Linked DNA regions of Homo sapiens: regions 1 and 2 are each linked to region 3. Evidence: chromatin contacts called from ENCODE Hi-C data. All regions are on one chromosome and are shown on one strand. Each heading gives the region's core, a stretch centred on a gene start or an enhancer-like site at or near the end of the contact. The rest is flanking DNA. Distances are from core to core; before and after follow the strand shown. Region 1 overlaps ABCG1 (ATP binding cassette subfamily G member 1). Region 2 holds the start of UMODL1 (uromodulin like 1). Region 3 holds the start of PKNOX1 (PBX/knotted 1 homeobox 1).

Region 1 (4,449 bases), core at 758-3,257, 730 kb before region 3:
AATCTCTGGAGAAATCACAGCCTTTGGAAAAGGCCACAAAGAGGGGCAGAACCCGGGGGCACCCGGTGGAGAACTGAGCAGGTGTGGTGTTTAGAATTTAGGTAACGGGAGAGTATGGTGATGGGCAGTCTTGGAAATGGACTTTCTGGGAAGCATTTGGGTGGAGATCTTGGACTAGACTGGTGACTATGGTGTAGTGGGTTGATGGTGACCCTCCAAAATGGTACATACATGTCCCAACTCTCAGAACCTGTAAATGTGACCTTATTCAGAAAAAGGTCAATTTGCAGACAGATGTGATTAAGTTAAGGATGTCCAGATGGGGCCACCCCGGATTAGGATGGATTCAAAATCCAAGGACATGATCTTACAAGAGAAGAAGAGAAGAAAAAGTCACAGAGATGCAGGGGAGAAGAGACAGAGACATGTGGAGGAGACAGCCCCATGAAGATGGAGGCAGCCGTTGGAGTAACACAGCCACAGCCCACAGACGCCTGGGGCCAGCAAGAGCCTGGAGACGCAAGGAAGGACCCTCCCCTGGAGCCTCCGGAGGGAGTGTGGCATCGCGGACATCTCGATTTTGAACTTCTGCCCTCAGAACGGTGAGACGGCACATTTTGTGGCATTTTCTTGGGGCAGCCTGAGGTCACTAATATTATACAAAAGAAAAGGAAGCAAAGATGGTCATGAGAGAGCAACGTTTTGAAAAAGAAAAGTGGTAGGAAGCATAGAGAGGAGGATAAAGAAGATTAGGTTTCTTTCTGCTTATTTGTTAAACCTGTTCAAGCTGCAGTAAGATTGTCATGATCTCCGTCGTCATCTGATTTATCCCCCAGCCAGTTTCTCTGTAAAATCTGGAAAGATAGTAGTTGCTGAGGGGCCTCATTAGAGGATTGGTGTGAGAGTGGAGATGTGTCTGTTGCAGGACTCCTGGGACCTGTCCAGACAGCAGTGGTGGAGGGAAGCGAAGTGAAGTGCAGTTCTGTCTAAACTAGAGAACCCTGGAGCAAGGAAGACTGTGAGGCACCACCCGTGGGGGGTGCAGGGCAGCTGCCACAGACGTTGTTTGGCTTCATGAAGCTGAGTTGAAGATACGCACCCTCTGTGGCCCAGCATTTTCACTTCGACCTGAATACAGCGCTCTCAGCAGCACTGTTCATAACAACAACAAGACTGGATATGACCCAAATGCTCATTGAAAGAAGAGTGAATAAACCAGGCAGGTGCGGTGGCTCACGCCTGTAATCTCAGAACTTTAGGAGGCCGAGGCGGGTGAATTGTTTGAGCCCAGGAGTTCGAGAGCAGCCTGGGCAACATGGCGAAACCCTGCCTCTGCAAAATAAAAAAATTTAAAAAATTAAAAAAAAAAACACCTGGGCATGGTGGTGCACACCTGTAGTCCCAGTTACTTGGGGGGCTGAGGGAGGACTTTTTGAGCCAGGGAGATTGAGGTTGCGGTGAGCCATGATTGTGCCACTGCACTCTGGCCTGAGTGACAGAGCAAGACCTCTCTCAAAAAAAAAAAAAAAAAAGAGCGAATAAACAAACTGTGATGGGTCCACAGTGGAATATTATACAGCCCAGAAAAGAAATGAAGCACAGTTACAGGCATCAACAAGAACAGATCTCATGGACAAGATAATGGAGAGGGAGAAAAAGCAATTCCTGGAACACATGCAATGTGATGCCTTTTCTAAAAACTTCAAAACATTCAAAAGTCACCAAAATTGTTAAAGGATAAATACGAACGTGGTGCAAGATAGAGAAAAACAAGGATGTAATACCATTCAAGAGAGTGGGGACATCTGGTGAAGGCAGGGGACTGGGATGAGGGAGGGGCGCCGGGCCTGGGGTGTGTTGCTGAGATTACCGCCTGGCTGGCTCGTGGGCACATTTATTTTTCATTGATTTATTCATTTATTTTTCTTCCTCACATCTCACAAGCAAGTGATCTGCACAGAAAGTAAGTGTCATATTGTGTGTGGACTCCGGAGCCAGACCACTCAGTTTAAGTTCTGTTTCTGGTCGGTTTCACTTCTGCTTACTAGCTATGGTTCTTGGGGAAGGTTATTTTAGGTCTCTGGTGCCTCAGTTTTCTCATCTGGGTGTATTGAAATATGGACCTTGCAGGGTTCTGGTGAGAATTAAATGAGTTCTGTGTTGAGAATTAAGTGAGTTAATGTATGCGAAAGCTTAGAATCGTGCCCTGCGGCATAGTAGATCTATATAAGCATCAGCTATTGCCATCATCAGCATCATCATTTTGTAAATGTAAGGCAGTTTGAAATCAAAAAAGTAAAAAGACGGTATGGAGCTGTAAAGAAGTGAGAGGGAGGGCCAGGCGCAGTGGCTCACACCTGTAATCCCGGCACTTTGGGAGGCTGAGGCAGGCAGATCACCAGGGTCAGGAGTTTGAGACCAGCCTGGCCAGCATGATGAAATCCCATCTCTACTAAAAATACAAAAATTAGCCAGGCATGGTGGTGCACGCCTGTAGTCCCAGCTACTTGGGAGGCTGAGGCAGGAGAATCACTTGAACCTGGGAGGCGGAGGTTGCAGTCAGCCGAGATGGCGCCACTGCACTCCAGCCTGGGTGACAGAGTGAGATTCCATCTCAAAAAAAAAAAAAAAGTGAGAGGGGGATGAAGAGTCCTCACTGGGTGAGGAAGGTGCCCGTGTGTTGTGTGTCTTGGGTCACGTGTGAACACATATGGGGGTGCAGGGGGAGGGGGCGTTTAAAGGATTCTAAGTCTAAACCACTGAGGACTCTTGGGGACAGGAGGAGAGATGAAGACTGGAGGAGGAACTGAGGGTTTCTAGCTGCGCGTGTTGACCTTCTCCTGGGGTGGCACATCCCATTGAAGCCATGTTCCCAGGGGACAAGCAGAGTGGACCCAGCTCTTTGGGGACTTTGGTGCTTCCAGTCTTATTTTGAAGGCATTATAGAGGGGGTGGAAGCCAGATCCAAACCCAGTTCACTTCCCATTCCCTGCCCCATGCCTCAGTGGTCTTTGGTTTCCCGTGGGTGCTCTGGGCATCCTGCATGGAGGGGGACTCCAGGCTCCCAGAGATAGGCAGCCGCATGCAGTGGTGCCCAAACGTGGAGGAGCACAGTCCAGCTAGCCTGTTGGAAGAGAGCCCTGAAAACAGGGCTGGGACCTCCCAGGGAATGAGTCAGGGGCCACCCATGAGCCTCCCTGCAGGCCTCCTCTGGTGGCCGCTCATGGTCATTGAGATTTTAGTTCTTTGGGTCACACACACAGTGAGCGCCAGTGGACAGAACTTGCCTGTGTGAGGTCAGGGTCTCTCCCGCGGTACCCTCCATGTGGGCCATTCCTGAGTCTCATTTTCACTGATGGGAACATAACACAAACGTGCTTTGTCTCTCTTGCACTTACCCCTTTCCTCCCTGGCATGCTGTGCTGCTGGCATGGAGGCAGGGTCAGGAGCCCAACAAGGGGTGTGTGCGGGGTATAGGAAGGTGGCCCCCAGACCCCGCAGGGATCGGCTTGGGAGAGACCCACCAGACACATGAAGGGAAGCAACAGCAGCACTAAGTGGTATTGCTGGCAGGAACGGCAGGGATCACAACACAAAGGCAACAACAGAAACGAACACAGGGACAGCTCAGCGCCCAGCAGACATGAACTTGCCTGACCATACCCTGTGAGGAGCTAGGGCTGTCACTATCTCCTCTGGAATACAGAGGCCCACGGTCGGTCGGTGACCTACCCAGGAGGGAAGTGGGATTCAGACCTGACTAGTTTGCCTCCAGGCCCTACTGTTTTGACTCTCCTGATGGTAAAATGATGAGTCTGCAAATTGAACAAGTGCTTGGAGGAAGGAGGTTTGCTTTAGGTTTGGGCAGGAAAGGGAGGACCTGTATTCATGGAGGCCCAACCGGGTGGCAAATGCTTCACAGTCCTGATCTCATTTTGTCTCCCCAGCAGCACCAGGTGGAAGGAGGTACGTGTTGTTACCTCAGTTTACAAATGAGATAACAGAGGCTCAGCGAGATACACTAAGTTGTCTTAAGTCTGAAGATGAATAAGGACTCGATGTAGGATTAGAGCTGTGGCCAGCCACCGTGTGAAGTTTACTTGCTTCTTGGGGCCACAAAACTGGCTCGATGAGCGGGCAGGACAAGGTTGGGATGATAGGGTGGTCCTTTTCAATGGGATGAATGGCAGCGGCCAACGCATGTTTGGGAGACCCTGACCAGACCAGCCTGGTGTGGGGGAAGTGGAGGCGAGGCGGGGGGAATGGGAAACGTGTCTGGAAGGGCCCAATTGTGGAAAGAAGGCCTTGAACCCCAGGCCTAGGCACAGTCGGTCCTAGAGGGAGACAGTGGGGGCCCACCCAGAGAGAGCTGGGAGACTCAGAATCCCACTGGAGCCCCTACTCTTCCCAGGCAGGCCACGCCAGCACTGGCCTTGGGCATGGGAGGGC
Region 2 (4,694 bases), core at 776-3,275, 900 kb before region 3:
TGCCTCAATAAAACAGAGGTTGAAGGAGACACCAAGCTAGAAACAGACTGTTAATTTTGGGATTTTTTTCTTTAATCATTTTAATATAAAGAGACAGCATGTTACAATGACATTTTATGGATGATTATAAATTATTATGAAGTCCTCAACTGGTAAAATGTCTTGATTTTGTTCCCCTGTCTTGGGGTCTGTGGTTAAATCATGACAGACCAGCAGTGGAGTGGAGTGTGAAGAACTGCGGCTTGAGGCTTAGACAAGCCTGGGTTTAATCTCTTGTTTACTGGCTGTGTGGCCTTTCTGAACCTGTTTTCTCACCTATATAATAGGGACAAAGGACCTATTTCATAGGGCAATCGTGAAGATGAGAGACAACAGTGCACCAGACGAATTTTGAGTTTTAACCTGTAATATTATCCCTGATTTACCTTGATATTTTATAGACATTCATACATTATAGTAGCAAACATTTTGAGATGATATATACAAGATAATACAAATTCATCTTGCATTTTAAAATGTTCAGATTTACTTAAATCATAATACTTTTTATTCTTTTAGTGTTAATAAAATTTCACTTCCTTGAGTATTATATAATAGCTTTAACATTTATTCTTTTCGTATGAAAACGTTTTTTAATGAGCCAATTCTGTGTGAAGCTTTTGGTTTTCTATAAAAGCTGCTGTGTTCCAAGGACACCCGTTGTACGCAGCCCCTTTGCTGTGAGATCATTTCCAGCCTCCTTTTTGTATTCTTGTCATGGCATCTGACATTTAGTCATTAGCCAAGCAAATGCAGCAGTTCATCATCTCAGAGATTAATCTACAGAGAATAAAAGAGGTAGCAACGTTGGTGCGGGAGTTAGGCGAGAAGGTCCCTTCTGGAGGAATCGTTTTGTATCTAGAACACCAGGGAATTATGCTCCCGAACCATGCAGCCAACGTGAATCTTTGTTAATTCATCTGAATGTTTCCTCAGTAAAATCAACAAGATCTTCTTCATCCAATGTTAAAAATTGGGCTTCAGCAGTCAACACTAAGAAGTGAGAGGCAATCAACGGTGCAGTATGAAAACATCATGAGCTAGAAAGAACTTAACATGAGATTTAGAAATCTACTTCACATATACCATGATGACTACTGAAATAAAACATTAATCACCTGTATTCTTATCACTCCTCAAAATGTTTTCTTCCTGTCCCAGGGCCCTTTCTGGAGTTTTCTCCATGCTTATATAACTGTACAGAGTTGTCACTTTCATGGAGATGAAATTGCATGCGTTGCTGTTTTGACTTCACATTGTTAAGTATTTGTTTGTGCTACTAAAACTTCATGGTGAGCATTTCAACGCCCGTGTAATGCTGCATCCAGATGCTCTGTAATAATTACTCTCCCACTCTCCTGTGGCTGTCCAATTATGTAATTTCCCACTTTAAGTCATAATAGGTAATGCACATCCCTGTGACCACAGCTTCGTGCTCTCAGCCCAAGCTCCGGGAGGAGAGGACTGGGTCAAAGCACCTGGACATTTTTGTGACTTTTGAAGTGCATTGTGGAACCGTGTGAAGGACGCTTTTCTGAACGTGATGTTCCACTTTGATTTGATGCTGTTTTCTTCTGCCAGTTCAGAACGATAGGGTAAGAGAATACTCCGTGTTGATGGAGAGACTCAGATATGAGTCTCAAATGTGTTTTCTGCGTAACAACGAGATGGGATCCAGCGATGCGGTCTGGGCTTTTGGGTACTCACCTTTCCTAAAAGATGCCATCTGCTTGGAGCAGAATAGGCTGTGACACGCAGGAGCCCCCAGGGAAACGGCCATGGCAATGGTGGGTGTTAACGAGCAGGCATAAGGGACTGCTCCCAGCGGTGCTTCCTCTGAAGTCATTGCCACCTGCAGCAGCACAGGGGACAGAAAGGCCGTTTCTCCAGGTCCAGGCAGCTCAGGCCCCTATGAGCCCTGGCGTAGCAGAGACCCAGGCTTCTTGGTAGAGGCCCAGAGCCCTGTACTGCCACCACTGCCGGACGATGCTCAGGACCTCGGGGCTGGCACTGCTGGCTCTGGTCAGTGCTGTGGGCCCAAGCCAGGCCAGCGGCTTCACAGGTGAGGGGTCTGGGCTTGGCATGGGCAGTTCTTAAGGACAGGGGCTTCCTGGCATGGGTCTCATGAGGACAGCCCCCTGTGGAGACCTGGGCAGGCAAGGACGCCTCTGCTTGGAGAGGCGACATCTGTTCTTTTGTGGACAAGCTTTTTGGTAAGCGCACATGGTAGCAGCTGTGGAGGTGGGGCAGGAGTGCCGGGTAGGGTTTTGGGAAGAGGACTCCCCCAGTGGGAACCTGTTGCTGAATCACCTGGGCGTTCGTGGGGGTAAAATGCAGATTCTTAGCCAGCAGGTCTGGGGTGCAGGGCCTGGAACTCTACATGTCTGTGGGTGATGCAGATGCTGTGGGTCCTCAGATCCCACTGAGAACAGTGAGCTCCTACAGACGCAGAAGAAAGGTCTCCTGAACCTTGGTGCATTCAAGTCCTCACTTACAGATTTAAAAAAAAAAGGAGACCTAGCCTGGGCAACATCATGAGACCCCATGTGTACCAAAAAAAAAAAAAAATTAGCCAGCCATGGTGGTGCACACTTGTGGTCCCAGCTACACAGGAGGCTGGGATGGGAGGATCACTTGAGCTTGGGAGGTCCAGGCTGCAGTGAGCTAAGATTGCTCCACTGCACTGCAGCCTGGGCGGCAGAGCAAAAGCCCCCAAACAAACAAACAAACAAACAAAAAAAGCCACAATACAAAAACAAAAAAGAAAGGGAGACCCAGAATGGATCAGGGACTTGCCCAGGCCACACAGCTCACAGGGCAGAGTCACCACAGGAGCCAGAGGCTGCACCAGGGCTCTGTCCGGAGTTTTCCCAGGCATGCGGAGAGCAGGGCAGCTTCTTAAAAACACACGGGAGTTCTGAAACCCCAGAATCCAGGGAAATGGGACTGCGGAATTTTAAAATCATTTTCCTCTTAAAATCTGTCATATTCAGTTACAAATTTAAAGGAATCCATTCTGTTTCTAAAATCAACTATGTTTTTGTACTACTTTAACGTTTTTCACCCAGAAGCAGGATTTTGCTTTGTGATTTGTGAAATGGATTTTCCCATTGGAACAGGTAATGTGTAGACCCCACAGTTCAGATGCATAATGGGTGGGTATCCTGGGAAGCTGGAGAAGGTCTTAGGAGGTGTTTCCAGAACCCCTCATTGTATATGAGGACACGGGGCAGAACCTCAGCAACCCCACACGTGGTCGCCCCGAATTTTCCCTGTGTGCCAGCACTGCCTTCACAGGCATGACCCCACTTCAGCCTTTTGCAGCCACAGGACATGGCTGTTATTTCACAGATGACAAGAGAGGGGCACTGGGAGGGCATGACATGGGCGCAATCATGCAACAGGGGTTTGTGAGCCTGGGTGTGAGCACAGGTCCATCTGACCCCAGGACTCTTGTTGGCCCCAGAGCATTAGGCTTTCCCATCTCTGAGACCGGAATCCAAGACCCCCGGCTCCTGCTCTGATGGCCCTTGTGGGTCTTTGCGGGATGGCAGGATCTGCTAACTGCTTTCTTCTCTGGGCTTGGCCAAGAAGCCAGGCTTGGGATGGCACGTGACCTCGGATAAAATGTTAAAAACAAAACAGGGCAAACATCTCCCGGGTTCCACAGGAGATGAGTGTGTGTGTGTGTGCGCGCGCGCGTGTGTGTGTGTGCGTGTGCGCATGTGTGCAGGACGGCTCTGCTGCGGACCAGCTGGGGCCATGTAACGATCAGGTGGGGCCCTGGCACCTCTCTAGAGACCAGGAGCTGTAAGTGTCCTTAATGTGGTTGGCATCTCTGCTCAGGTTACGATGAAAAACGCAAGCTAGATCCACTCTGCTAAGTTCTTGGTGCAGGAAGTCCTCGGCCTTTGCCTAGCTCGGCGTGGTCACTGAGTAGGTGAGCGCGTTCCTTCCGGCCATATTCCACCGTTCTTCATGCAAGTCACCTCTAGGCTCTCAGCCAAGCTGCCCTGGTCCCGGAAGCTGATTTGTCCTGTTCCACCCCGTACGATGAGGACCTCCCGTTCCTTTGCAGAGCTCACAGTAACTACCCCACTGGTGATGCCAAGCAGCAGGTGGTCCCCATCCCCAGAGGCCCTGCTGGGCCCGCAGGGTGATTTGGGGTTCAGCCCCCAGAGGAAGTTGCAGCTCCAGTCCCTGTTGCTTGTGGAGTGGGGTCGCTGTGCAGCAAGTGTGTGGTCCAGCACCTGTGTTCTGCCCAGAGCAAATCTGCAGCCTCTTCCCTCACCGTGTTTGAGGGCTGGCTCTGCCCTATTTCTTCCTGGGGTGAGTAACAAGCCCCTGGAGTCCTGCTTTCTGCACACTTGTAGGTTGCTGCGAGGTCCAAGGAGGGAATCTTCAGAGATGCTGCCCCAGTGGAGCGAATAAGGACAGCAGTGGTTTTGTGATCATTTCTGCTCCCATCTCTGTGTTCCTCCCCAGAAATCAATCCAGCTACTCATTGAGGGAAATCAACTGTAATACTGAGCCCCCACCTCTTGGGGGTACAGTCTAGTAAAGCTTAGAGCTCAGGGGTTGAGTGTCTGAAATGCAAGCACTGTATGTCAAATCCTCCGTTCATCCTGCACTGAGAGTCCATGTACTCAGGGCCC
Region 3 (5,115 bases), core at 942-3,441:
AGAGCAGCCCCAAGGGCTGCTGGTTGGCTATTTTTATGGTCCTTTTTTTTTTCCCTAGAATCCGTTCCTGAATTATATTGGTTATTTCTTGATCACGTGCTAAACAAGGGGTGGATTATTCATGAGTTTTCTGGGAAAGTGGTGGGGAATTCCCAGAACTTAGGCTTCCTCTTCCATTTATTTATTTATTTATTGGAGATGGAGTCTTGCTCGTTGCCCAGGCTGGAGTGCAATGGCGTGATCTCGGCTCACTGCAACCTTTGCTTCCCAGGTTCAAGCGATTCTCCTGCCTCAGCCTCCCAAGTAGCTGGGACTACAGGTGTATGCCACCACGCCTGCTTAATTTTTTGGTATTTTTAGTAGAGATGGGGTTTCACCATATTGGCCATGCTGGTCTCAACTCCTGACCTCAAGTAATCTGCCCGCCTTGGCCTCCCCAAAGTGCTGGGATTACTGGCGTGAGCCACTGCGCCCGACCCCTTTTAGGCAATGTAGGGTATCTTCCAAACGTTGCCATGGCATTTGAAAACTGTCATGGCGCTGGCGAGAGTGTGTTTTACCAAGCTCATATATTATAATTAGTGTATAATCAGCAGTGAGGAAGGCCACAGGTCACTTTCCCCGCCATCTTGGTTTTGGTGGGATTTGGCCGGCTTCTTTACTGCATCCTGTTTTATCAGCAGGATCCTTGTGACCTGTGTCTTGTTCCGACCTCCTATCTCATCCGATTACTAAGAACGCCTTAACTCCTGGGGGGTGCGGCCCAGCAGGTCTCAGCTTCAGTTTACCCAGCCCATGTGGAGTCTCTCTGTTCCAACACCTATTGACACTTGCATCTGGATCTTGCACTAGGCTCTGCAGATTATGCTCAGTCTTGAATACTGAGCTTTTTTTGTCCCCTTGAACTTCCCTCCTTGGGCAAGTATCTCAGGGCCTCCCTCTTGCCCACCCTGCTGCTTCCCATCTTTCTGAAAGAGGCGGCTCTGCAGCTGCACAGCACTTGGCCAAGACCTCCTGGCGGTGTGGAGCTCTGAAGACACAGGAGGGATGTCCTCCGAGCTGTTCATGCCTAGACCTACCCCCAGGCTCCCTCTAGCAATCAGCTCCAGTCCTGGGCCTGTCTGCCTTCCGGGAGGAGTGGGGGCCCACAGAGCTGCCCTTCCCGCGCTGTGTATGGACTCAAGGCACTGATGGCCTTCGGTGGGCCACTGCATAAATGGATGTTTCTGCAGTATTGAAGGCCAGTCAGGCAAACCGTGTGCTTTCCTACGCAGTGGGGAATGTGTCGCCCTTTCCTTACATCTTGGAGACCAAAGCCACCATCTGCACTTGTGGGTACATTGTGGCAGTGGTCGGTTAGGGTGGTCTTTCAAAGCAGTTTGAAATGCAGACACTTGTGGGCGTCCCCTAAGGCAGGTGCCCTTTACCTGGAGGCCGCATTGGTCACCTAGACCCGCAAGGCTCACCTGGGCCGGAAGGTGTGGTCAAGCGAGGCCAAGTAGCCCAGAGGCCACCCCTAAGCACCTGTGGACATCATGAGTCCTTGCTGGGGTCCTCACAGAGGGAAGACAGCCCCCAGGGTAAAGCCTCAGGTGCTAAGCACTCGCGCTGCCGCAGGGGGGGAGGCACGTGAGCATCCACTGTGCCGCCCAGGACGGGCCCACCCGGGCTCCAGAGCCTGGGGAGGAAGGCTGCGAGGCTCCCACGGGCTTACATTCAAACCGGGCACACACAGAACGGAGGCCTTCGGCTACGGGACGCCCGGCGGTGGGGTTACGGATGGTACAGCCCTCCCTCCCCGCCTGCTCGAGGCAAATGGTTTCGCCCGGCTACACACACCTCTCCTGGGCGGCAACCGAGGGCGCGGAGGGGGCAAGACGTGCGCTGAGGCCACGCCCCTACTGCATAGTCATAAGGCGGGAGGCTCTGCCTTCGGGGCGGGGCAGACAGCTCCTCGCGCTCGGGCGCGGCCGGTTGGGGGCACGGCCTAGCTCCGGGTGCGGGCGGGGCTGGAGGCGGGGCCGGCCACCGCCCGGTTCCCGCCCTCGCTCTCCTCCCCCAGCGATCAGGCCCCGCCCCGCGCCCGCCGCCGCGCAGGGAGGGGCGGGGCCCGTCTCCGGCAGGCCCCGCCCCCTCTCTGAATATTGATGCGGCGCGCGTCGGCGTCGCCCTCCTCCCATTGAGCGAGGCTGTGTCGCGTGGCCCAGCGTCGGCGTGACGGTTGGACGCGGGCGCGGCACTGCGGGTCCCGATTGCTGCAGCCGCTTGTCAGTGTGATGAAGATTGGCACCCAGGTAAGCTGTCACTCAACCGCTCCGCCGCCGCCGCCGCCGCTCTCGCCGCCGCCGTCCCTATCAATCACACCGGCCCGCGGCCGCCGCCCGCCGCCGCCGCTGCCGCCCGGGTCTGGAGGGCCGGCGCTGCCCTCGAGGGCCCGCATTTGACCCGCCGCCCGGGGCAGGGGGCGGGGAGGGGGCGCGGGTGGGGGAGGGGAGCGGGCACCCGCGGGGGAGGGGGCGCCTTCAGCCCAACCGGCGCGGGGGCGCGCCCAGTTGGTTTCTTAGTGTGGGTTGAGGGACGCGGAAATTTCTGGAAGGCGCCGCCGCCGCCGCGCTGGGCCTGATCGAAGCGCGCGCTCCTAACCGTCCCTTTCGGAGTGCGGCGCGCGCCCCGGCGCGGGGCGGGGGCGCGCGGAGCCCGGCGCGGGCGGGGCGGCGGGCGTGAGGGTCGGGGGCGCGCGGCGGGGCGGGGCCGGGGCGGGCGGCGCGCGTGGGGCCGGTCGGGTCCGCGGCCTCGCGGAGTCCTCAGGGCCGGCGGGGCTGCTCGGAGGGTGCGGGGCGCGCGGCGGCGCAGGCGGGAAGATGGCGGCCGCGACCCCGGCCCCGGCCTCGGCCGTGGCGAGCGGGTGGGTCGGGGTCCTGGGGGCGGTGGGCGTGATGGGGCTCGTGGCCCTCAGCCGGGCGCCGGCGCGGGAGCAGCCCAGGGCCGCTCGCTGACGGCAGTGTTTGGGGCCGGGTGCTGGGGAAGCGGTTCCGGCGTCCCGGGAATTGGTGGGAAGAGCCGCTTCTGTCACACGGGTCGTGGTAATGGATGACAGGAAGTGCCGGGCAGGGTCTGGGCGCCCTGTGGGTTTGCACCTTCCTTGTGAGGGAAATCGTGTCACTTAACGAAAAATGAAGAAACGCGGAGTCTGCTTTATGTCATCCTCGTGGCTCTCGAAATGCCTTATTTGGACAGTGGCTCTGCGACGGGACCAGTTAGGGCCTCCGTTCCGATGGCGGATTCCTGACGGGAGGCCCGAGGGTCCGGGAATGGCGGCGTCCTGAGGTCGGGCCCAGGGCAGGCCAGGCTGAGCGCCACGGCGGGGCCGCAGCCCTGGGGGGTGTTCCACCTGTGTGTGGGGTTCTCTTCCAACTCTACGAGAGTTTGCTTTTTAAAACAGTAGATGATTTTTCCTTAGGAAGTGGTTCCTCTTCAGGATGAAAGAAACCCCCAGCTTTAGTTAGGTCTACTTTCATGATTTTTCCTGGCATACTGAAAAATAGGCTTTCTCTAAACATAAGGAAGAATCGAGGTGAAATGTGAACCTCTGCCAGTATAGTTATTGGTGATGCTCTTGCATTTAGTCATAATTTGGAAGATGGCAGGCTGACCCCAATGAGCCTTTCATCACTCTGCTTAATTTACTTAGAGTGATTTGTGAATCCTGTCCTTGTACACAGGCGTACCTCAGATAATTCGAGTTCTAATCCAGACCACCGCAGTAAAATAAGTATTGCAGTAAAGCAAGTGACGCAACAGTTTTAGGTTTTTCAGTGCATATGAAAGTTGTAATTACAGTATACTACTTAAAGTGTGCAATAGCAAGCATTATATCTATAAAAATGTGCTTACGTTAATTAAAAAATATTTTAGTGCTAAAAATACTAATGATCATCTGAGCCTTTAGTGAGTCCTGCTTGTTTTATACTTTGACAATCTGGCCTCAGTGTGGATGGCTGCTGACTGATCAGGGTGGTGGTGGCTGTGTCAGTTACTTAAAATAAGACAACAGTGAAATTTACTGCATTGATGGACTCCTCCTTTCATGAAAGACTTCTTTGTAGCATGTGATGCTGTTTTGATAGCATTTTAACCACAGTGAAAATTCTTTCAAAGTTGGAGGCTATTCTCAAACTCTGCCACTGCTATCCACTAAGTTGATGTGATATTCCAAATGTTTTGTTGTCATTTCCACAATGTGCACAGCGTCTTCACTAGGAATAAATTCCATTTCAAGAAACCACTTTCTTTGCTCATCCGTAAGAAGCAACTGTTCATTATTTCCACCACATCTGCAGTTCCTTCCTCCACTGAAGTCTTGAACTCCTCCAAGTCATCATAAGGGTTAGAATCAACTTCTTCCAAACTCCTGTTAATGTTATTTGACTTCCTTCCATGAATCATGAATGGCATCTAGAATGGCAGATTCTTTCCAGAAGGTTTTCAGTTTACTTTGCCCAGATTCATGCGAGGAATCACTACCACAGCTATAGCCTTACAAAATGTATTTCTTAAATAATTAAGACTTGAAAGTCAAGATTACTCCTTGGATCCATAGCTGCAGAATGGATGTGGTGTTAGCAGACATGAAGACAGCATTCATCTCCTTGTGTACATCTCCATCAGAGCCCTTGGGTGACTAGGTACATTGTCAGTGAACGGTAATATTTTGAAAGAAATCTTTTTCTGAGCAGTGGATCTCAACAGTGGGTTTAAAATATTCAGTAATGTGTTATTCCATTTCCAGAGCACAGGCAAGAGTAGACGTAACATAATTCTTCAGAACCCTAGGATTTTCAGAATGGTCAAAGACCACTGGCTTCAGCTTAAAGTCACCAGTGACATTTGCCCCTAACAAGAGAGCCAGCTTGCCCTTTGAAACTAAGCACTGAGTTCTCTCTAGGTATGAAAGTCCTAGATGTCATCTCCTTCCAAAGGAAGTCTTTTGTCTATATTGAAAATCTGCTTTTTCGTCTCGCTGCCTTCATCAATGATCTTAGCTAGACCTGGATAACCTGGTGTTGCTTTTCTGTTAGGTAGCACTTGCTGCTTCACCTTGTACTTTCGTGTTAT

What was found. A loop is a pair of places that touch in the nucleus more often than their neighbours do. Pooled maps may share reads with other maps.
Region 1: a pooled map shows a loop between it and region 3 (4-fold over the local background). The contact joins the enhancer-like site here to the promoter of PKNOX1 in region 3. A Hi-C loop is called at or near these places in 1 of 168 maps with a recorded cell type or tissue (naive thymus-derived CD4-positive, alpha-beta T cell) and 13 of 50 pooled maps.
Region 2: a map of CD8-positive, alpha-beta T cell shows a loop between it and region 3 (5-fold over the local background). The contact joins the promoter of UMODL1 here to the promoter of PKNOX1 in region 3. A Hi-C loop is called at or near these places in 2 of 168 maps with a recorded cell type or tissue (CD4-positive, alpha-beta memory T cell and CD8-positive, alpha-beta T cell) and 8 of 50 pooled maps.

Annotation. Positions count from the first base shown.
Region 1 is chr21:42,247,389-42,251,837 of GRCh38, forward strand. All of the region lies in intron 2 of ABCG1 (ATP binding cassette subfamily G member 1), which reads left to right. Among named protein-coding and RNA genes, the nearest start is that of ABCG1, 30 kb to the left of the region's middle. Within about 2 kb of position 2,008, at least 3 of the 41 ENCODE cell types and tissues checked have a DNase peak (open chromatin) inside an H3K27ac peak, as active enhancers do.
Region 2 is chr21:42,069,292-42,073,985 of GRCh38, forward strand. UMODL1 (uromodulin like 1) reads left to right here and starts at 2,026. Exons shown (of 23, transcript NM_001004416.3): 1 at 2,026-2,101. The coding sequence starts at 2,026. RefSeq lists enhancers at 3,213-3,714, 3,715-4,214.
Region 3 is chr21:42,972,371-42,977,485 of GRCh38, forward strand. PKNOX1 (PBX/knotted 1 homeobox 1) reads left to right here and starts at 2,192. Exons shown (of 11, transcript NM_004571.5): 1 at 2,192-2,294. RefSeq lists silencers at 1,380-1,539, 1,850-2,239, 2,370-2,689, 2,830-3,029 and an enhancer at 2,991-3,717.